Linked DNA regions of Mus musculus: regions 1 and 3 are each linked to region 2. Evidence: chromatin loops called from intact Hi-C (ENCODE). Cell type or tissue: heart. All regions are shown on one strand.

The links. Peaks named below come from ENCODE experiments on the same cell type or tissue, not always from the same donor. Only the 100,000 strongest peaks of a DNase experiment are listed, where the experiment ranks them.
Region 1: a loop joins it to region 2, with 2.0 times the contacts of the local background. A loop is called at or near these places in 2 of 42 quality-filtered maps.
Region 3: a loop joins it to region 2, with 2.3 times the contacts of the local background. A loop is called at or near these places in 13 of 42 quality-filtered maps.

Annotation. Positions count from the first base shown.
Region 1 is chr5:96,851,518-96,859,517 of GRCm38, reverse strand. No RefSeq gene overlaps it. Among named protein-coding and RNA genes, the nearest start is that of Gm33100, 24 kb to the left of the region's middle. In heart, a CTCF peak has its summit at 4,985 (motif pointing left); a DNase peak (open chromatin) is centred at 5,867; H3K27me3 peaks cover 775 bases.
Region 2 is chr5:96,992,946-97,000,945 of GRCm38, reverse strand. Bmp2k (BMP2 inducible kinase) reads right to left here and starts at 3,257. Exons shown (of 16, transcript NM_080708.1): 1 at 2,850-3,257. The coding sequence starts at 3,018. In heart, a CTCF peak has its summit at 3,440; DNase peaks (open chromatin) are centred at 2,625, 2,995 and 3,415; H3K4me3 peaks cover 3,883 bases; H3K27ac peaks cover 3,825 bases.
Region 3 is chr5:96,905,974-96,913,973 of GRCm38, reverse strand. Gm24623 (a small nuclear RNA gene) reads right to left here and starts at 6,342; the gene lies at 6,149-6,342. It overlaps Gm33370 (predicted gene, 33370), which reads left to right. Exons shown (of 3, transcript NR_168888.1): 2 at 2,847-3,012; 3 at 3,425-3,704. In heart, no CTCF peak of the experiment used is centred here; DNase peaks (open chromatin) are centred at 933, 1,923, 2,253, 4,563 and 1 weaker place; H3K4me3 peaks cover 930 bases; H3K27ac peaks cover 2,600 bases.

The sequences.
Region 1 (8,000 bases), 140 kb after region 2:
ATTGGCTCCTTGGTGGTCTTTGGGTTCTCTGCAACTCGGGCATAACACCACACCTAAATATTAGGGAACCCTACAGAAAAGGAAGTAGAAAGATCATAGGAGCCAGAGGGTTTAAGGATCCCATAAAAACAAGACCCACAGAATCAACTAAGCAGGCTTCATAAGGGCTCATAGAGGCTGAAGAGGCAACCACAGAGCCTACGCAGGTTCTCTGTACTCATGCTGCAGTTGTCTAGGTTGGAGTGTTTGTTCGACTCCTAACAATGGGAGTGGGGGTATCTTGACTCTTTTGCTTGCTCTTGGAACCTTTTTCCTCCAACTGAGTTGCGTTATCCAGCCTTGATATGAGGGTGTGTACCTAGTTTTGTGGCATCTTGTTATGTCATGTTTGGTTGGTATCACTGGGAAGCTTGCTCTTTATGGAGGAGGAGTGGTCTAGGGGAGAGGGGAGATGAGGTTGGGGGCTAAGAGGAGGAGAGGGAGGGGATGCTTAACATGAGAGAATAAAAACAAACAGAAACCTTCCCCCTAATGGAACAATCATGTCACTGGATTCTTCGACCAGGTGTTTTTTGTGGTTTTGCTTGCTTGCTTGTTTGTTTGTTTGTTTGTTTGTTTTTTAACCAGACCCCTTTGAACACAACATTCTGTACACAGAACAGCAATTTCTTGAAACCAGAAAACGTGTGGCTTTATTCATCTTCATAACCCTAGCACATAGTAACATAGCTTCACCCATGGTTACCATGAAGCTTCACCCATGGTCACCATGAAGTAAGTATTGAAGAACTGAAAGGCTGGAGGAGCTTGCTTGGAGTGGTGAGCACGGAAGTCAACGTTTCCCATGAAGAGCTCTGTGAACACCTGCTTCAGGAGGATTTGCAGTGGGTGAGCTCAGTTTCTCTTATGAGGACTTGGCTTTCTAACATAGCACAACACAAAAGAAGTAGGTGTTTCCATATGGCAGATCTGTGAAGGCCATCTGAGGTAGACACTGTAGACCACCTAGACCAGTGTGCCATTGTTCTTTGAAAGTAGTTGCTAATTGAGGCTCATTGTCACCTACTGCCTCACTCTTTGTTCTCTGCTTTCTTCTCCTCCTCACTGGGGCTCATTCCTGCAGGAGGAAGGATTTCAATGTCCTCTTCAGCTCTCTCTCCACCACCACCCAGGTGATCAGTGTCAGCAAACCACACCAGTTGCTTTAGTGCAACCCTAGGGCTAGCAAAGCCACTTGGGACTGTGGCTCTTTTCACCCTCTTAGAGTTGCACCCAGAGAGACTGGAAGGAGGTGCAGACAACCAGTTTTCCTGTGTGCACAGTGTGGTTTGGATGAATTGTTTGGCTGGCTTGGGTTGAAGTCTGGCATTTCCTTTTCAAGCATACTGCAGCTATTGCCCAGACTGCCTCAGACCCACCAGCCACCCAGTAATGGCACAGAGACAATTATTATTTATGATAGCTCAGGCCTTAGCTCAGGCTATTTCCCAACTAGCTTGTATAACTTAATTAACCCATTTATTCGGATCTAAATTCTGCCATGTGGCTCATTAGTTACTTCTCCTTCAGTTCCAGCACCTTCCCGTGTGTGTGTGTGTGTGTGTGTGTGTGTGTGTGTGTGTGTGTGTGTGTGTTTCCAGAATTCCCATCTCTACCCGGAAGTTACAACTTTCCTCTCCTGCTTTGCTATAGGCTGCTCTACCATTTAGTAAACCAGTCAGAAGGCGATGGAGAAGATGTTTACATAACACAGAGATAGGTGATATGTCATAAAAATAACAATATAAAGCCTTCCGGTGTTCAAATCTCTGCCCATACAGAATCAGCACTTGAATAATACAAAGGTAACCTTGACACAGTGCACACAAGATTAGCCCAACACACAGCAGCCATTTAACATTAGTGCTATTGGGTAACTGCCCTTCTTTGAAACTCTCCCTCTTTGACATTGAAAAGGTGATGGAAGAACACGCAGACTGTAGTCTCTAAGCAGGGCTACTCATGGCGGAGAAGATGTCATCAGGAAAGACTTACTTTAACTGGAAGAAACAACAGAGCAGCAAAGTGACTTAAGTACAAAGTCACCAATCTCACTTGGTTCTCAGGGACTAGAGGAGATGTTGAGAGAGTGAGTGGGAGGGTCTGAGTCTACTCACTAACTGGGTAGTTTTGAAAAGAAATTTGGGGGTACTTTCCGTGCTTCATAAAGCAAGGCTTGCAGGAGGGGAATTACCAGGAGGTCAACTTTTATCTTCTCTCAGAATTGCAAACTCAAGAGAACTTCACAGCATCCTACATCCCCCAAATGAATGAGTACAAGCCATTGTAAGTTTTCCAAATGGAGCCAGAGAACAATGGCTAGCACTTATGGAGCACTTTACAGGGTGAAGGCACTGGGTCAAGTGTGCAGCTACACTGACTTACCAGAACCACACAGCTATCTGCAACAATAGAAACCTGTGCTGTCCTGGCTTGAGCGTGAATCTGTTGTCCAGTCCGGTAATCATGAAACTATACGTGTTTGATTCCCTTTATGAAAGAGATATTTCCCCAAAGACGTCCCCCAAAGATTTAGAGATATTTTACTGAGAGACTAAAATAAATTGTATTTATTTTTTTTCTTCAGTTGTTTGCTGAACACTTCCTGCTGATTTACATAGTACTAGGAACTAAACTCCAGGGCTTCTGCTCACCAGACAGCGACTTTACCCACTGAGTCATGTCCCCAGACTACTAAGTAAGGTTTCTGAAACCTCTTGCACATCATGTTCCCCTATCCCACTCATGTCTTTGCCCTCGCGCTCCACCCTTGTAACCTCTTCCCTAAAGAAAATAAAAAATAAAAGTAAAAAATCAAACCAACCAACCAACCAACCAACCAAAAAAACAAAACATCTGTCGTGTGTCACTGTGTGTCACACAGTGTATCCTTCTGTCACACATCTTTACTTGCAAATGTTTATGGCAATGAATCATTAGTCTGGTTTGAGGCTTCTGGCTTCTGTTACACTATCAATACTGGGTCTTCACCCCTCTCAGATATCCTGTTGTTGTCCTGTATCATGGAGATGCTCTAGCTTTGCCTCTGCTGGTCCAGCCCTTTCACATGCTCTAGCAGATCATAGATGGGGTAGATGTTGGGGTAGGACAACTCAAAGCCCTATTTGGTTCTGGATCTGGGCCTGGGAGGTAGATGATTTGGTTAGTCTTCCTAGGCCCATACCATTGGGGCAAGCTCTCCAGTAGTTCCCAGGCTAGCTCACTTAATGCTGCATTCAGCGAGGGGCAGGGTCAAATCTCCTGCTCTCATGTTCTTGGGCCTGGCTCATCTGCACCCCTGCCACCAGAGTCAGCTGTACTGTGCTGCTCTGGCAAGGTGTAGAGCCCACACTCCTTAGTGCTACAATCAGTGAGGGGCAGAGACAGCTCTTCTGCTCTCATAACCTCAGGGCCAAGGCTGGAAAGAGGTAAGGAAGGGGAGAACATCTCCCACAAGGTATAGAGCCAGCCAGCGCTTGCATGCCCAAGGGACATCAACACAGACCCATGATGCCCTAGGACCATGAACCCAGACATGATCCCTAGCAACAACCTGGGCCTGGATGTCCCATGGCCTCAGGTGATGCGCTATTCAGATCAGTACATCATCCCCTTCACCCCCATGCCAGCACACCCTCAGACATCCACATGGTTTTCACCTTTGGTGGTAACTCAGGCCACAGACAATGACACAGACCCTAGCTGCATCATGAATCCAGACATGGCCTTTTGTGGCAGAGACCTGGGCTAAGACCATGTGGAGACCACCATGGCCTCCTCATCTTGCTGCTGTTCAGTCTCCAGTTCCATATTTCTCCATAGTATACAAACCCCTTGGCTTTGCTTTTTCCTCTATCTCACCACCACAAACTCCATCTTCCCATCTCTCCATCACACATTCATTTGTGGTAGTGATGCCCTAGGTAGTTGCTTAGGTATCTTTCTTCTGGCCACCTCAGGTTAGTATGGCAGGGCAAATGATTTTATGTCTTTCTCCACTAATTGAATTTTATTGAGTTAACTTTCTAATACTCTTCATGTCATTAAATATTCATAACTCTTTTGGGTAAGGACTTACTTGTAGCTGAAGTATCAGGTTGCAAAGAGAGGAGTATTTGCCAATTACATACTGATTTACATACACGTTGTTGTAGTTAAGTAGAAAGCCAAGATCTGAGCCCAGACTGATCTGATTCCAAACCCAATGCATTCAAGACAATTCAGATGCAGAAATTGGAGGCTATCAACATGGCATGCAAATGATATGAAAATGGACAGCAGAAAATATACAGAAGTAAATTCTGGATCACATTACCCTAAACATTTCCTTCAAAAGCACGAGTAGGTTCTTTGAGAACCTTCTATCCAGTATCTTCATTTGCCATTTTTGAAGCACCTAATCTCCAGACCAAGTATATTCTTGATCTAGAGTCTCCTGCCTTCTAACGTTCACCATATTACAAGGCCAGGGCTCCTTCCAGATTGCAAAGTTTCTCCTTCACTGTCTTCATGGATTAACCAGTGTTCAGTGAGCTGACTTGCAGATACTCATCAGTGAAGGTGATCCATGACTAAGCTAGTATACACACACTCAGACACATATAGTATATACATATATACATACAAATGTATTATATATATATATATATATATATATGTACACACACGCGCGCGCACGCACACATGCACGCACATACACATACTTCATATAAATGCAGACTTCCCCGAGAATGATGAACAGCAAAGAACTGAGTTACGTAATCTTCATTGAGAAAGTGTTTACAGTCACAACAAGACTCCTGGAATATGACATGCACTCTGCAAAGCATGTTTCCACGTAGTTCCTATCTGGACTAACTACTCTTAAACAAGTAAAATAGATTTTGTTACTTGGACACAAAACCAACCATCTGGCTTTGAAGTTGACCTGCCACCTTGTGGAAATCAGAGGCAATGAAAACCACCCTCCTTGACTAACACTATAATAACATATGATATAAGGTAGCAGAATCGTCTTTCTTTTTGAGGTAAGATCTTGCAACTGTGTGGTAGGTATGAAGATATACTACAGAGAGACAACTTTTCCTTCAAATTATGGAGACAATCATTCCCAAGATGCCAACCAGAAAAGGAGCTTGTCTCTGGAAAAGAGACCCTCACAACTTGTCAGACCATCTTGTAGGACAGATGAGAGCCTAGACAGGGGGTTAGTGGTGGTCACATCTCGACCCTGACTGCGTAGTTATGCCCACCTCTTTCCCTCTATTTAAACCCAGATGCCACATTTATTGATGGGTTTGCACACCACTGAATATCTTTCTTTGTTCTTCTTTCAAATGTTACTGTATTGAATAAATTCTTTTCTGTTTTTCATTATTACCTATTTCCTTAACTGATCTATCGAGGACAAGTGCCCTAACCTAGCTTGTGAGGACTGCCAGGACCGAGGCTCTGTCCCAAACGACCCCAGGATCAATATCACTAGATCAAGAATGTCTAGAACTATTTAAGTAATCATCCTTCAATCTCCAAACTAATAATAATAGCTGCTTTGTATGATTATCTTATGATTAAAGTAAAAATAATATAACTGACATAGAATCACACCTGGACAATATACAGAGTGAGAGAAGTCTGAGCACTTGATGGGGCGTTGTCATCAAGCCTGTCTTGTCAAGAATCTGGGATCTTTGCAGAAGAGGAGGAAGAATGGCTGTAGCTGAGGAATGACTCCAAGGAAACAGGGTCTTCCAGATCTGAGCATCCTGATCCTAAGGTCATGGCTCTGCCTCCATGTTCTATCCGGCTTTTATCCCTCAGGCACATAGCGCTTACATAAGTATCTGCAGTCTCTAGTCCCTTAGGATAACCAGAGGCAGAAGCAGCTTCCAGCTGGTCTAGCCAGCTGTTGTGAGAGTCTCAGAACTCATATGAACTCACAGAGACTGTGGCAGCACATACAACACCTGCACCAGTTCAATCCAGATGTGTCCTGGCACTGATGGGACAAATTGGACAGAGTCCCATCTCTAACCAAGAAGTTATTTACAGTTGATACCTGCTGAGAAACTAAACTCAAGGAACTGCAAGTCAGTTTTCTCCAGTGGAGTCTCACTGTGTATATCAATCATACTATAGAGCAGGACCCATGCCCAGGCACAGTCTCTCTCCCTCTCCTCCCTCTCCCTCTCCCTCTCCCTCTCCCTCTCCCTCTCCCTCTCCCTCTCCCTCTCCCTCTCCCTCTCCCTCTCCCTCTCCCTCTCCCTCTCCCTCTCCCTCTCCCTCTCCCTCTCCCTCTCCCTCTCCCTCTCTTCTTTCTTTCTTCCCTTTTTGCTTCATTTTATTTTGACATTTTCATTTTTCTTTCCTGCATTTTGCTTGCTTTGATTTTCATTTCCATGTTTTTAAATTAATTTTGGAGGGTTTTCGTTTGATTTTGTGTTATGAAAGAGAGAAAGAGAAAGACCATGAAGTTGAGTGCATAGGGAGGTGAGGGAGTTTGGGAAGAACTAAGGGAGGGAAATAATCAAAATATATTGTATGAAAAATTTTAATTAATTTTTATAAGAAACTTAGTAGCTGTAAGTACAAGTGTGAACCCCCAACCATGGCTTAAAATAACATTTATTAAGGGTTATGTTCTACTACTGTACTGAGCATCTTTTCATTTTATCTTCAAAACCTATTTTTATTACTTTTAATTATGCATATGTGTGGGGCAGTATTCACATAAATGCAGGTGCCCTCAAAGGCCAGCTCTTTCTACAATCTCCTGGAGCTGGAATTACAGGTAGTTATGTGTGGGTTCCCAGCTCCCAATTGGCCATTATGTGCTTGAAGTGTCAGGATTCGGACGAGCTGGGGAGCAGAGTCTCAGGTGGTAGTTAGTACAGTGGTTGTTTAACCAGGAGAGTGATAAGTGTGTATTCCCTTTTCTAAATGTGATTTCAGAGCAGCAGCAACCACTTCTTGGCAAATAGTGTGGCTGGTGGCCATCCCTTGGTGGAGGAGTCTTCATTCTGTAACAGTAATTTTAATATACATTATATATTTATATATAATTGTATTAATATTATCTTTATTTTTATTAATGTATGATTATAGAAATATAATATAAATTAATATAAATATATAAATAATATAAATACAAATAGTAAATTAGTATAAATAGTAAATATAAATTAATACAGTGGCTCTTTTTTCTTTATCCTAGCTAATTCCCCAGTAGTGACACAGAGAAACCAAGATTTATTTTCAAGCTTCACTGAAATACCTAGGCAGTCATTGATCCACCTCATTATTCTAAGGTAATCTGGCTACTTCCTGGCCAAAATCCCTGTAATAATTTCATGTAGGGCCTTTCATGCTCCAGCTAAAATCACCTCTCCTCCCTCCTTGTGGCTCAATCTGTCTTACTCTTCTCTCTCCCTCCCTCCTTCCCTCCCTCCCTCCCTCCCTCCCTCCCTCCCTCCCTCCTCTGGCTGGTGGGAGTTCCACCATATTCTATCTTCTGCCCAGCCACTGGGTAATCGCTTTTATTGACACGAATAAATGATAAACATTGTTTATACAAACTTGACATAGGAGATTCTTGACTTAAGTATTACAATGCCATGCCCAGATTGAAACAAGGGGACAGAGAAATCAGTATTTGAATAATACAAGGATAACTTTTACCCAGTGCACAGAAACATCGTGCCTACATCATTCATATCAGGAAGCTGAGCCAGAGTTGTTAATTTGGGGAACTGAAAATGTGAAATGTTGACAATCTTTGGGATGTACAGGGATAGAGAAGAAAACAATCTCTAATACCAATGGCCAATAGTAGAGTATTGGCCAGGATTGCAGAGACAAGGGAAAGACCCCTCCATGGGGATCCCCAAGTCTGCATAGTCATGTTGATGGCCCAAAGGTCTTGTAATAGCTCCCATCTCATAGAACTCTTTTTAATTGCAAAG
Region 2 (8,000 bases):
GTGCAAGAGACGTTCTGGTTTTCCTACAAAGAAAACCTGTGAGATAATCTTCATTTTGGCCTCAGCTAGAGATATGATATACTAAAGAAATCACTAACACGACACTAAACAAGGTGTCTTTAAACACAAAGGATAGGCACACATATAAATCAGCCGACCAGGATGCTGCGAAGCAAGGCTCTGTGGTACCTAACCCTGCCATTTCCCCTGGAAGCAGTGACTCAGTATTTGCTAAGCCAGTGTTCATTCCAACTTGTAGAACACAGTCAATTACAGAGTAAGACAGAGAGTGGTATATTGAAAAGACAAGCAGTCACGCTGAATGCCACGCCTCTTCACACACACTTGCCTCAAATGACAAGCAAGTCTGTCAATTATTGATTAATCATATTTATATGTGGACCAGACTTGTGCCTAGCATCTCACCTAGCCTGCAGAATGTTGAAAATTAAAGTGAATAGTCTTTCAGTTGTGTGCTCTAGAAAGGGAAGCCCAGCTCATCGGAAAGAAGCCTAGGGCCCTGCCTTCTAGAGTTAAACCTGACCCAGGAGCCAACGTGTAAACACAGGAAATTCCATCTTTCATAAAAGTTCCTTCAACCTTTGCTTCCACCTACCACCTGATCACTCATTAAAGCCAAGTAAGTACCTATTTTCATGGGTTTTTTTTTTCTTTGTTTTTGAGACATGGTCTCTCTTTGTAGCCCTGCTGTCTTAGAACTTATTATGCAGCCCAGGCTGGCCTTGAACCCACAGAGATCCACTTGCCTGGTATTAAAAGAGAACACCACCACGCCCAGCAATTAATGAAATAAATTTTAATGAGGCAGAAACCAAAAGGTAAAGTGCTTGCCAAGCAATTATCAGGACCTAAATTCAGATCCCATCCCCAATTTCCATGTAAAAGCTGAGCACTGTGGCCTTCTTCTGGGGGCCCCCAATGCTAGCAGAAAAAGAGAACAGGTGGATCACTGGAGCTCACTGACTAGCCAACCTCGCCAGCCTAGCCAGCCTAGCTCTGAGTGCAATCAATGTCTTAGAAACTAAGGTGGAAAGCAAGTGAGGAAGACAACGTTGTTCTGCACACAAGTGTACACAGGCATACACATGCATGCACCCACAGGCATACACACACACAGGATACACACCACGAATACCAAACAGAAACACTTAAAGCAAAAGTCAGTGGAAGCCGTGCATGTTGATAACAACCTGCGTACGAGCCCAGCACTAGAAGGCTGAAGCAGGAGGATGGAAAAGTCAAGGCTTGCCTAGTAACTTTAGCAGAACTGTCTCAAGTCTGGTGTGACGGGCCTACCTTCATGTGTGTGTCCTCTTGCACATGCACGCGTACACACACACACACACACACACACACACACACTGAACACTCTAACAGTGATATCAATGCTCCGTTACTGAGTAACAGAGTGAGGGCTATAAGATTTACAGTCTACTGATGAAATGTTAGTACTTTTCTTAATACTAAGAGACCTGAAACTCAGTGAGAAGGGCTAACACCATTCAAGCTACACTTCAGTGTACTACTGAACAACTGACAGTATACTCGTGAGTTGACAGCCACCGATGCTAACACCTACCCAACTTAGTTCACACTTGAAATTCCTCTTGAATCAATAGCTAGCAAAGTTTGCAATAGAACAAACCTATCAAAACCACTCAGAAACCCTTCTCAAAATCTGGCAATCTCGTCCCTCCACTTCACCAATGTTCAGAAGGGGGGGGCGGTGCTGTTAATGTGAACAATGGCCTACAAAATCAAGACACACACTCCTGATAATGTAAGTCTGCTTTTCCTTTATTTTATAGACAGAAGCCCTCAGCTCTTTCTTGTGCTGGTTCCTTTTGTTCATGGAATTTCAAAACTACAAATGGGAGCTGCCTTGTTTTTCAAACACAGAATATCAAGACGGCTCCCTACAGTCTCTGGTTTTCTTATTCTTATTTTTAAGTCACTCACATACATACAAGAGATTATTTCTCAGGGACTTTTTCAACATATTTCTTAATATTCCACATTCAAAACTTCAGAGGTCAAGGCATGCAATAAGAAATCAGAAAGTATTTTCTACAAACCAATTACACCAGAGATACAAAACTAAAGTCAAGAAATATTTTTAACACGGAGTAAACTTTGTTTTCCCTAGCTATGCTTTTACACGCTGTCATAACCTCCTTCAGACAATAAAAGAGCCACCAAAACCTCACATGGAAAAGTTAAACTGTTCCACTTTGCCTGTTAAAGTACTAACAAAATGACACAGAGAGGACAAAAAACGGGACCTTGTGTGAAGATTCTAAACAACGAAGATAAACGTGCTTCAAGTTTACTCCCACACGCCACCCCTAAGCAGCCACTGAACTTGGAAGACCGTGCCAACACACACACACATACACAGAGAGAGAGAGAGAGAGAGACATATTATCTGTATACATATAGCCATATACAGTGGTTTGGGAGTCCTGTTTTGTTTTGGTTTTTAGCAGAAACAAACCCCAGCGGAGTCCACCGCCCTGGAAGTCCGGGAGGCTCGGACCCGAAAGCAACGCAGGACACCGGCCAGACAGTGTCCCAGCACTGCTCCATCTGACCCCCTAATGAGTCACGGGTCCAATCATGACACCACATCACTTACTGGGACGTCTTCTATTTCTTTCCTCGCGCCAGGAAGAACAGAGAAAGATTTCAAACTCCTAAGCAGGCAATCGTGCCCGCACCGGAGCTGCCAGCGGCTTCACACCGGAGCCACTGTCCAGCCGCCGCCGGGCCGGCCCCGCAGCCGCCGCCACACCCCGGCCTCCCTCACCTGCCTCCCGCCGCGCCCGTACCTTCGGCCAGCGACTCCTCCAGGGTGACCTGGTAGCGGCCGACGGCGAACACCCGGACCCCCATGGACGAGCTTGCGAAGCCGCCGCCGAGCCCGCCGCCCGCGGCCCCGCCAGCCGCCGCCCCGCCGCCGCTGCCCTCCGACTTGGGCATCCGAGAGAACTTCTTCATGGTCCCGCCGGCGCGCTGGAGGGCACCAGGAGGGCACTAGGGCGCGCGAGGGCGAGAGCCCAGACCCGCGCGTCGCACAGCGGAGCGCCGGGCGCGGCCGACCGTCTTCGAGGGGTCGCCGCCCTTCGCGCGCGCGAGCGTCGGTGCGCAGCGGCTCGCCGCGCCTCACATTCCGCGCGTCCCGAGCGCGCAGCCCTGGCCGCCCGCTGCAGCTGCCCGGCGCCCGCAGAGCCAGCGGGGAGGGCGGGGCCGGGGCGGGGCCGGGGCGGAGCCTGGCGCGCGGGGCGCGAGCTGCCCGGGAAGAGGGAGGGGCCGGCCGAGGGGGGCGTGGCGCTAGGCCCGGCGGCCTGCGTGCCCTGGAGACCGCAGCTCGGCCCGGCCCGGCTCACACCGATGCCGCCCGCCCCTTGCGGCTGTTGGGGGGCGCGGCGCCGGTGCCAACCGCTTGCAGAGCCGGGCGCCGAGCCCCGCGCGCAAGCGCGCTGTCCCCGCCGCCGGAAGTGACGGTTCCGGCCCGTGTCACGTGGAGGAGGAACGGGCACATCGACGTGGGGGCTGGGGCTAGGGGTGAAGTCCGGGGTCCGGGTTATCAAGGAGGTGGAACCCACGCGGATCGGTGGGGCTACTCGGGTTGGAATTGTGTGTGCCGCTCTGGAGTCCTTAAATGCCGCCAGCAGCGTGACCCACTCTCGGAAGCTGCCGGCTTCGAGTCTCAGCCAGTTTTCCAGACTCTATCCCGAGAGGATCGGTTTTCCAGGGCTCCCCGGAGCGTGGGCGGAGGAGCAGCGCGAAGCTCGCAGGTTCCCACGGGGCGACTTGCGAAGCCCAGGTGTCCTCGCACTGTACCGGATGTTTGCTCTCAGAAGCGTTCTGCGGTTTAAGAATTACTTGGGAGAGCTTTAAAAGCTCTGTGTGTACAATGTCGGAGCCGTGCGATTGTGTTCAGAAAAAGATATTAAGATTTTTAAATATCATTAATCGCCATTGGCTGGAGAAGACGTAACCCTGTCGCCCAAGGTCACACAGCTGGCTTGTGGCCTGGAGCATCAAAAGTCTTAGTTACTCGCTTTCAGCCATTCTGAAAAAGTAGGTTAGGGTCAGATCCTTAGTCCAGGCCGGCAGACTTAGGACTGTTTGGAAACAGAGGCAGCACCAATCTCTGACCCCACCCGAACAAAAGATTCGCCCGTTGGAAAAAGAACTCCCGATTGCCTCACTTTTCATAAACTGCAAGAGTCTCATGCCAGTGGGAAGGGCACAGGAATTCGGGCAGAGGGCATGTGGGAGTGGAAAGGATGGCAAAATGGAGAAAATGTGCAAAGAGAAGGATTTTCGCTCCAGCCCACTTCCTGGACATGGAGTCACATACAGCCTGAGCTGGCCTGGACCTCATTAGCTACCAGAGATAGCCTTAAACTTGTGATCTTCCTGTCTCTGCCATTGTGCCCCCTAGTACTGGGATTATGAGCAAGCCTCGCCATCAGGCCTAGCTTGGCCTCTATAGAAAATAGGTTCGGTAGCCCGAGGCTAATTCTAGCTGAAGCAAGAGAACCACGAATCGGAGGCCAGCCTGGAATGCATGCCAAGATCTTTTAATTTAAAATAATAATAACGGTGCTTGAAGTTCCCAATTTCTTAAGCTAAAAAATGTAAATTTTTCTCTCTACCCATAGTGTAATATTTCTCCAATTTTCTCAAATATCAGCCTAATGATGTTTTCTCCGCCGCTGTTTTCTTTGTCTTTTTAATGAGGTACGGGCAGAGACATTAGGAAATATGCTTATTCAAAAGACAGCTTATAACCCTCTGTTCACTCTTCTCTCTGCTGTTTGAAGAGAAGCTGTTTGTCCGACACACACAGGGCTCCAGATTCAGGCATTTCTGCCACATAACCCACTAAACTGACATTCTTCATCCAAAGGCCTGACATTTAAAGTACATTCCAGCTCAGTGGAAGTCGGATTACATGTCAGATGATTGATGTGTTGTGGCACTTGGGAGTTTCCATTTAGAAATGAGCTGGCCATCTTCCTTACTGTGAGGAGTCTTAGGAGTCGCCTTTCTCCAACAGTTAGTTGTGGTTTTTTTCAAGCAGAATAGTGGAGAAATCTAGTCATTTTGTGCGATTCAAAACTGGATTGGCTTAACAAGCAGTTTGGGCCTCACACAACTTAACCTCATCAGAACACGAGAATAAAAAACCCATAACCATAAGGCCACCATTGCTTTGGTAAAGAAAAGCACTTCCTTGAACCCACAGATCCTGACTGGGGATTTTGAAAGTTAATGTTTAGGACCCTACTGAAAACAAGTCACCACCAAGGCATCCATTGAGTTTCGAGGAAATGTGCATGCAAGCCTGAAAACCCGAGGTCAGTCTCTGGGACACATGGCACAACCTCAGCTCCTGTAAGCTGTCATCTGACTACACACACACACATATATACTCCTAATTCATAACTGTTTGAAACTATTCTTTAATTAAAGGGTGGTGAGGCCCTGGAAATGGCTCAGCAGGTCAAGGCATTTACAGCACAGGCCTGGTGATGTAAAAATTTACATAATACTAAAACATCTGAGAAAAAGGTTTTAAGATACTGAGCTGTTCACAACGGCACATTTAACATGAAACACATTTCTGCAATAGAACTTCAGCTACATCCTGACCTGTTTACCACTCTACTAGGCCGAATGAATATGGAGAACAGGGCCTAAAAATGAGACATGCTAAAGTCTCATGTTAATAGCCAACTTTATTCAGAGCATCAGACAATTTATATCCTGAGGGTTAAGCAGAGTCACATGAGTAATGTGTACAATTACAAACCCAAGCCACACATGGTGAAAACATGTTTTTCCATAGGAGCATGTGAATAGCAACAGTCAAAGTAAACTACCTGCTGCACCTGGAGGGCCACAGAAATACACTCCGAACATTTCTCTGTTTTAAAGAAGAGTCTGTGACTCTTCTCTTCTTGGTGTTTTCTCACACTCAGAATTCTCTCATGACTCTAGTGTCCTGACACTGTTATGTTTTTTTCTGAAGGTTTTTTTAACTATTGCTTTATGTATATAGATATTTTGCCTACATGTATATCTATGTAGTATGTACATGCCTAGTGCCCTCAGAGGCCAAGAGAGGACATTGGACCCTTTTGAGCTGGAATTACACACAGTTGTGAGCAGTCAGGTGTGTACTGAGGACTGAACCCTGTTCCTCTAGAGTACTCTTAAGAAGTGAGCCATCTCTTCTGTCCACTGACCATGCTTTTAAGAGCAATTTTAAGTAGTCAACAACTTTACCATCTGGATGTATTCCTTGGTCTCCACATGCCTGACTGGGAAGGGTTCTGCCACCAAGTATATAGTACCTTTTACTTACTCTGATGGCAGGTATACATACCATCCTTTCTAAGGAGGTAAGTAGAATTTTAACCCCACAACATGGTTGCTCTGGCTGGAATACAGACACAACCTTAGTACACACTTTTAATCCCAAACAATGAAGGTAAACTTAGTTAATAGAAGGAAGCACCATGTTTGATAGTGACATCTACTTGAGTGTCAGAGAAAGTGACAAATTAGAGAAAGATTTGACAGAATAGGATACGCCCAACAAGAAGAGAGAAGAAAAGAAAGCTATGTAAGAGAGCACAGAGAGAGAGAGAGAAACAGGAAAAAGGCAGTTCGACCAGGACAATTGCAGAGAGAGAGAACAAGATAGACACAGGTGAAGGAGCCAAAAAATGAGAAGGAGCAAGATTAGAACATGTCACCAAAGTTAGTATGAAGCTAAGCAGAGCAATTCTGTCAGAGGCCAAGAGAGAAGCCAGTTTGGATGAGTCATCTCGGAAAGCAGTTTGCTCCAGAGCAGCTGAGTTGAACCAGCCAGTCCGAGCTCAGAAAGAACTAGAAAGGATGAGCTTATGCACCGGCAAGTCTCTGAATGAAAACATTCTAGGCATAAATGAGATTGTACAGAGGCTAGAAGCTTCCAGGACCAGACCTAAGTTCGCAGACAGTAAGAGGCATTAAGCCTCTGAGACAACAAATACCACTGGAGAGCAAAAGCTACATTTACAGAGGCATGTGTTCTAGACTGGAATTGCAGCCACATCCTGCCCTTTTCCTAAGAAGTGTAGCTTCCCTCCTGTGGCCGAGGCAGTGCAATGGTCATGTATCATGTATCAGAGCTATTCTAAAGTGAGTTGTGTTCATTAGCCCAGCAAGTCTTCATGACAACCTATTTTACAACCCTTAGTAGGCATGAACCATTTGTTAGGCAATATGCAAACATATACATTGAGAACCCTATTGTATGGCAAGAGTCACAGGCGGCCACAAGTGTATCCTGGTATCTAGAAAGTTGGTATCATATTCAAGACCAGTAGGTTGAATACTCAACACTGATTTACAAAAAAAAATCAAATTAAATAAATAAATAAATAAATGGACCAGGTTTGGGGGAGGGGAGGAAGAAGCCTCAGGCTAGTACTTGTCTGCATATGTTACTTCCTTGTCCTGAAAGAGAGTATCACTTATCGACCCTAATTTTCAGCAATTTCACTCCAGCGACCCCTGAATCACTTTCACTTCTCATGAAGCTGTTTCAGGGCCCAGTGTTCAGTCAGGCTTAACGTTTTTTTTTTGTTTTGTTTTCGGTCATCTGAGTAGGTTGCAGCCTAGAACTGCAAGGCCGCCTCCGCCGTGGGCACTTTCCTGAGCTCTGTCATTTTCCAGTCGCAGGTTTGAATGCACTGAGCCCTCACTGGTACTTCACACTGTACTCCTCAGACTTCTGGAACAGCTCTTGCCACCTGATGATAAGGCTTCTCTCACATGCCTGCCTCCATCCAGTGTGCCTACTGTTAAGAATTTTATTAAGGGAAGGGCCTGACCCACATTGTTTTCTTAAATCCCAGTGGCAAGCAGCATATCTGACATATAGTGCTCACTGAATAAATAAATGACTTGGCCAAAAG
Region 3 (8,000 bases), 87 kb after region 2:
GATCCTAACTCCCACCCAGATAGAGAGTGGGACATTTGGGCAATAGGAACCTGGCATAGGACAGAGCCCAGCTGCACAGCAGGACTCTGCCTGACCCTGATTTCCTCTGAGTTTTTTCAGCGGCAAGAAGTTTTATTCATTTCCTCTGTGCTCAAATTAGCTTTTGATTATTTTGTCCACACAAAAATGCCAGAGACAGCCCAGATTGTACTCATTAAGGGCTATCATGTCTCCTGTCAGTTGTTTACAAGAAGGGCTCTGCTTGGCCTCAGCTACTTTTAGGTGAAGTCATTTTAGGAAAAGTCAAGAGGCACAGAAGCAGAGCTTTAAAAAGTTTCAATATAAATCTTCTGTAAAAGGAAAGAGTAGAAAAGACCAAAGTATAGGTTGGATTACAAGCTTCATGTTGGCTCTGTGGGCATGAGTGGTGTGTGTGTGTGTGTGTGTGTGTGTGTGTGTGTGTGTGTGGAGTCCAGAGGTTGACACTGGGTATCTTTCAATCACCAATTCCTCTTCACTTTATTTTAAAGGCAGGGCTGTCTAGGAAGAGAAGCCCCAGGATCCTTCTGCCTCAGCCTCCCCAACCACACCCAGGAATTACAGGTTTATGCTCTGCTTCCCTGCTTTTCACTTGGGTGCTGGGGAGGGAGACTTAGGTCTTCACGCTTGCATTGGAGGCACTTTACTGACAGCCTCGTAGCCAGACCTTTAACGGTCACTCTTGAATGGTGGACCTCCAGTAAGCATCCCAGGGAGCCTAAATAGTGATGCTGCAGAGCCAATAAAAGTCTTTATGAGGAGAAAACCAAAGCAGGACAAGAGCTGGAAGTTAGGCTTGTGGCTGACAGGGCACAAGAAACCCTGTTAGGTAAGAGGAACCTTCTTATTTGATGAAAACAAGCGGCCAAGGGAAAGTCTCTGCATGGTGGGAAGGCAACTGATTTGCTGGGTTTTAGTGTTTGGCTGTGAGTTCTGAGCAACAGAAATAGGAAGGAAGCAGCTCTGTACTGCATCTGGCCTCTTAGGAAACCTCGAGATGGGGCACAGGATAAGCCCCGTCTTCTCCTGCCTCGTGTTCTTCTCATGGAATCTTGAGATGCACTGGCTTTTTCTTAAAAGAAAGTTTCCAGCACCCAGTAGTGAAAAATGACCACCACCCAATTAGAAGGTTCTGGGTGCCAGGGACCTATCTGATCTCTTTCCTGAGCACCTGGAGCACAAAAGTTGCTCAGGGGAAGAAAGGTTCAAAGAACAAACACTTGTGGGGCCCTAATCATTGAGAGTAGACAGAGAAATATCTGGGAGATTTTTTTTGTATTATTCATATGAATAATGATAACAGAGAAGAAGGACAAGAAGGGGAGAGACCAGAGAGATCAAGACACACAGAGAGAAGTAGGAAGAGATGGAAGAGGGAAAGGAGGTAGGAGAGAAGGAGGAAGAGAAAGGGGAGAGACAGGAGGACAGAGAGGAGGGGGAGGAGCGGGAGGAGGGGAAGGAGGGAGAAGACAGAGATCATTCCTCATCTGTTACGACAACTGAGTTATTTTTGTTCATATCTATTTTGTATTTGTGACTTCCTGCAGAAAAGATGTCAGATGATTATGATGAAATAGCCCTGTGCTCTATGTGGTTGGTATACGTGCACCAGCGTGTGTGTGTGTGTGTGTGTGTGTGTGTGTGTGTGTGTGTGTGTGGTGTGTGTGTGTGTGTGTGTGTGTGTGTGTGGTGTGTGTGGTGTGTGTGTGTGTGTGTGTGTGTTTAATTCTTCAGTTCTGCTGAAGTGACTTCCCTGCTTCTCCTGATTCAGCAGTGAGCACTGAGAATTATAAGAAGCAGGATTAGCTCACAAACAAAACAGCCCATCCCTGCCTAATAACATAGCTTAGTGATAATGAGGGCAAGGCACTCTGGGAAGGCCACTCCCCTTCAGAAGTCTTAGGACATCTAAATTGGGAGTTGGTGATCTTGTAAACAAATTCAAATTACCTTCCAGCAAAACCCCAAACTACTTGTTGGAGATGGGTTTTGGCTAGAAGATGTGAATCCAGATCAAAATCAAAAGCCACATAAGTACTAAAATAGCCAAAACAGAGACGCAGTCATTACAGGAAACTCACGAGGCTTCAAAGGAGGTTTAAAGAAGGAAGAGCTGCAGCCAGAAGAGCTGGTGGCGTTGCCCGTCTGTACTGGAAATGTCGACATCCTCTGGAGAGGAAGAGGAAGGAGTTAGCGGTGCCAGACAAGCAGCTGGACAATGACAAGACAGGAAACCGGGCTGCTGATGACAGTGAACTACAAACCGGGAGGAGGGAAGCATCAAAGCTACGGGGCCGCTGAAGACTGTGGGCAGGGACAAAGTGAAAGCCGTGAGGGGCTCAGAACCAGCCACAGGCCACATACGCATGGTCTAGCGGGTAGCCAAGTCTCCATTTATTTCTGTTGAAATACCATGAAAGGTCCTTTGTCCTGTTGCAATCATCCCAGGAATATTCTATTGTATTTTGCACAGGTTCAAACATTGCCTTGAAGGGCAGCCATTCAAATGTGAGAGAACACTGTTGTAGATGTCTCAATATAGTTCTGGTTAACGTTTATAGGTAACACTTAGTATATTTGTTCCCAGTACTTTATGGAAAAATATAATTTAATCCCAAGGTTAAAGGGCCAAAACAGAACAGGTGTAAGAAATGAATTCAGTGATTGTTCTCCAGAGCTCATGCTCTAAGCCCCCCCCCCCTCCATCTTGCCTAAGAAGCCCCGTAGAGTAGAGAGATGATGGATCTATGGTATTGTCCTGAACAAACTTTCAGCTCACTTCTATTTACATCTGCTCCACTTGCCAGAATTCTCTTGCCAACCTTTGCAGCGAGAGATAGTAGCTAAATGCTCAGAATTAAAGAGCAACCCCCAAAACCTGGAAAAGAGTCTAAGTGAACAAAGCCTGCCTGGAATGGAAGAGCTCTGAGTGAAGAGAGTCAGCACAGAGAAGCAAACAGAGGACCCTGTAAGGTACAGTTCTACTAGTCTTCTCAGAATCTCAGAAGTGGAATCCTTTGACCATATGAGGGGGTGGCCGTAAGCTATTATTTAAGACCATAGCAATATTGGAGGGAACTACCTTACCAATAATCAAATGTAAGTATTACTGCTATTATTAATTAACAACTTGATGTAGTTAAGTGATGCAGCAAGGCTTTAGCTACTTTGTGGATTATTCTTTCTTCCACCCTTCTCCATCTGTTTTCTGTCCTTTTAACCCCCTAACACTAGATAGGAGAAAAAAAAGGATAGAAAGGAAAAGGGGGTGTTATCATTAATAGGTGGGACTGTTCCTGCTAACAGGGGTCTTGAGTTTCTGGGAGCAAGTTTGATCTTTGCTGTCAAGATATGTGATTTCTTCTTGTTTCTTCTTTTTGCACAGGACTACTTATCAAACTGTAATCAACAACAACCATTAACAACCAACAACCAACCAACCAACCAACCAACCAACCAACAATCAACAACTCCACCTCTCAGGGCCCTTTTTTATATATTCCCTGAAAACTTTCCAGAATTCCAAACACCACACAATCGCATAAAACTGTCTTCAAGTGTCAGAATCATGCCCCCACCAGAGCTCAAGGAAAATCAGTCAGCTGCTTCGTACACGCTGAAGCAGCCCCATGTCCCACACCTGGGAATAAAATGAAAGCACGTTCTTTTCTCTGTGTGTGTGTGTGTGTGTGTGTGTGTATGTGTGTGTATTTTAAGAAACCAAAATTCTTACCACAAAATGATATCTGAGTTTGCTTTCTATTGCTGTGATAAATATCATGGGGGAAAAAAAAAAACCCAAAACAAAAAACCACCAACACCACCAAAACGTGGGGAAGAGAGTTTATTTAGCTTACTTTTCCAGGGCATAGTCCATCTTTGAGAGTTATGGGGCAGTGAACTGTGCACAGACAGCTTGTCCCAGTTGAGCACAGGCCTTGAACTCTGGAGACCTGGTGGGTGGTGACTTTTGCCTTCATGGGACCATAGGAGTTCAGCCATGCCTCTGGGGCCCCTGGATCCAGTCGCTGCTACTGCCTCCCCTACCCCTCAGAGGTCTGTGGCCATCAGTCACATAGAAGCAGCACCAAGCCCTCCCACATGCTAATAAGATTTCCCCAAAGCTCTCAGACCAAACCAATGAGAAGTACCTGTTGTCAGACCTTTACCCACCCCAAAACTGTATACAAGAATCCTATCTGGAAGGATTAAAGGGATGCAGAGAACTACTCTGTTGTCTAAGCCTTCTGTCCTAAGAGCTGTAACACTTCGAAGAGGTCTGCTCTTCCCAAACACCCGAAACACCACCTGAAGCTCTGCTGCACTCCTCAGTGGCTAGTCGGGCCCCTCATTGGCCCAGCCCGACCCAACTCAGAGCAGGGTGGCATTGAGTAAAGGAGAGTAACCTGGAAGGCGCAGCAGAGACAGAGGTGGAGCCAACTGCAGCAGTGGAAGCAAAGGGAACTTCTGCTCCCTGCTGACACTCACTTCCCTTCACTGGAGCTCTCACATCTGACCAGGCCAGAGATCTCCATGGAAAGCCTCTGATACACAGGCCCTCAGGGAGTAGGGGAAGGAATCTGGAGGCATGAATTGAAGCGGGGACCATGGAGAAACCCTGCTTACTGGCTTGCTCTACGTGGCTACTCAGTCAATTTCTCATACAAGTCAGGACCACTTGCTAGGGAGGCCGTGCCTGGATGTCCTGGAGCCTCTCACACCAATGATTAATCAAGAAAAGGCCCCACAGACTTCCCTACAGGTGAATGTGATACAGGCATTTTCTCATTTGAGGCTCCCTCCTTCCAGATGACTCTGTTTCAAGTTGAACAAAAACAAAACTAACCAACCAGCCAACCAACCAAAAACAAACAAAATTACCCATCACAAGTGATTTGTTTAAGGTCATATATTTCAAATTTCTCTAAGTCTTATTTTACCCAAGAATAATACTGTTGTCTGGGAGGGTTCAGTTCATTTTGAATTGAACATAAGTTTGTGTCATTTAGATGTAGGCTCTTTTCTTCTTCTTCTTCTTCTTCTTCTTCTTCTTCTTCTTCTTCTTCTTCTTCTTCTTCTTCTTCTTCTTCTTCTTCTTCTTCTTCTTCTTCTTCTTCTCCTCCTCCTCCTCCTCCTCCTCCTCCTCCTCCTCCTCCTCCTTCTTCTCCTTCTCCTTCTCCTTCTCCTTCTCCTTCTCCTTCTCCTTCTCCTTCTCCTTCTCCTTCTCCTTCTCCTTCTCCTTCTCCTTCTCCTTCTTCTTCTTCTTCTTCTTCTTCTTCTTCTTCTTCTTATCTGGAGGTCACATGCAGAACCTTTCATGTGGAAGGCAAGTGCTCTACCACCGAGCTAGCATTGCATCCGGATGTGGTTTTTGGATTTTGTTTTAAAGAATTAAAACTTCAAAGATTAGATTTCTTATTTGACTGCCACCTCAGGCTTGTGTAATCCAGAGGACATGTGTCTCCAACATCCAGGTCCCATTTGGATGGCCTGTCATTAGGCCACTGCTCAGCCATGTCCCATGGGGATGGCTACTCAGAGTGACTTAGGATCTGAAGATACAGCATTCCAAATGCATAGAAAGGCTGACAAGCATCCATGGATATGAGCTACTTAAAGTACCAAAGAGTTCACTCAGTGCATACAGCCACATAAAGCACGTGGTGTGGCCACAGTGGAAGGACATTTTTATTTTTTGAGGAAAATCCAGGAATGTTTTAATAGTTTTACCCTATTGTTCATGTCAAAATGCCTTCTAAAGCCAGACTGAGGGCCGAGTAGCTGTCAGCTTTTCCCATGTGAAACCAAGAGGTCTAGATAGCTACAACTGGCTTTGAGTTAGACTATATACTGTTACACTATACAATAATGTCATATTATATTTTAGAGAATAAAAGGATAGAAATACTTAAAATATTAGATGAAAACTCACCCAATATATCACTTTTCATTAAATCAGATACTATTATATACTATAATAATGGTAATATTTTTATTTTTCAGTGCTTGGAGTTGAACTCAGGGCCTACCCCATGCTTACCAAGTACCCTACCACTTAGCCACACTCCAGCTCATACAAGTCTATTTACATAGTATATATCCCTCTGAGGGAGGATGCACTGTTATTGAAGATACTGCAATACTAGGTCAATTCATGGTATAGACAGAGCAAGTTACTATTCTACCTCCTATTCCCAAAAATCCATTTAATGCATTATCCTTTGATAAAGGACATATCAGATATTTAACTGGCAAGAACAGATAGCATTTTTTTTTCTCTTAGGCAAATTACAGAGACGTGACTCCAACCGCAAGCTCCTCTTTTTGTTTGTTTGTTTGCGTGGTTTTTTTGTTTTGGTTTTTTTTTGTTTTTTGTTTTTTTGATAGAATCTCTCTATGTAGCCCTGCCTGTTCTGGAACTTGCTATGCAGACCAGACTGGCAAGGAGCTCACAGACATCCTCCTGCCTCCACCTCCCAAAGGCTGAGATTAATGCATGCACCACCACACCTGGCTTTACAAGACTCTTAAAAATCAAGGGAACTACTGAAATACTCAAAAGAATAATAAAGTGACTTTTCTTGAGGACATTCTGCCCATTAGTTCTGGTCTTTATTTCCATGGATGTTTTGGATGGAAGGAATTCATGGCTGACCTCACATCCATTCCCTTCTGATCTCTCACAGAACCCCAGCTTTCAGCCGGGCAGTGTCAAGATGTGCTGATGTAATGAGCGGGGTGTGACCTGGTCCCCACAGGACATGGCAGAAGTGGCCCATACTGGATTGTCTCTCCCCGGGCTCTTCTATCCGAGAAAACAAGCAAACCCCAACTTCTTGCTTCTGACACTAAAGCCTTGTAGCTCATCTTTCCTTTAAGGGGCAGCATAACTCAGTCCCAGCTCTTCCCACCCGCAGAACCGTGAGGGATCGCAGAGCCCAAACACCTAAGACAACTGGAAATCAGAACCTTAGCTTGAAGCAACAGGCTTGGTTGTTATCTTTCAGTTTTCTCAAAAACTCCAAAGACAGTTGTTTCATCTTCTATTTTTAGCTTTGGGACATTTGGTTTCACTAAAACAGACAAGGAAAAAAAACTGACCCTAGATTCTGTCTGTCTGTTTCTTTGTCTATCTATACGTCCCCCCCTTCTCTCTAACACACACACACACACACACACACACACACACACACACACAGCCCCCTTCTCTAAGTATTATTCAACAATAGCTTGTTTCCTTTTGGTCAGAATATTTATTTTTCACATATTCATATTCTACTTTGAGTTCATAATGTTTACCTCATATGATTCTCAGGATACATTCATGAAGTAAGCAAGAAGAATATGAAATATTTCCATTTCTACTACGTAGAAACTGTTTTCATCCTCATTACAACTTTGAGGTATACGGACTATTATCATCCCTAATATATGTAAATGAGCATCCTGGAATGCCCACATCATCTGGCCCAAGGTCTTGAGTAGAAGCTGGCTTTCAATGCAACCTTGTGGGCTGGGTGGCTGGGTGCCAGGGCAGGTAAGCAAATAAGAAAAATGGAAGTTAAAGGAGGTATCAGAGTCACGACATTGGAATTAAAATTAGGGATTGCTCGTTCCTATTTCAAATCTTTTCCCATTACACCACCTTGCCTCTCCCTAGAACTTCATTCTCCAACTTGCTGAGTTGTCTGTGTGGGTGTGTTGTTGGTGAAAAGCCCTTTTCAGAGGGTCAGCCACAGTGAACTTCAGCTGATGTCCTAGCCCAGGACTGCACACATTACAAAAAGGATTGCTTTCGCTGGCAGTTCTCCCAACCCTGACACCCCGGCGGCGCTGTGCCGACAGCCATTGTCTTTGACAAGCGACTGTGCTGGCAGCGTAGGATCCCCCCAGTCTTTCACACAGCTAGGCTGGCCAGTACCCAGCTCAGTCCTTCCCTTTGCTTCACACACTCACGGTAG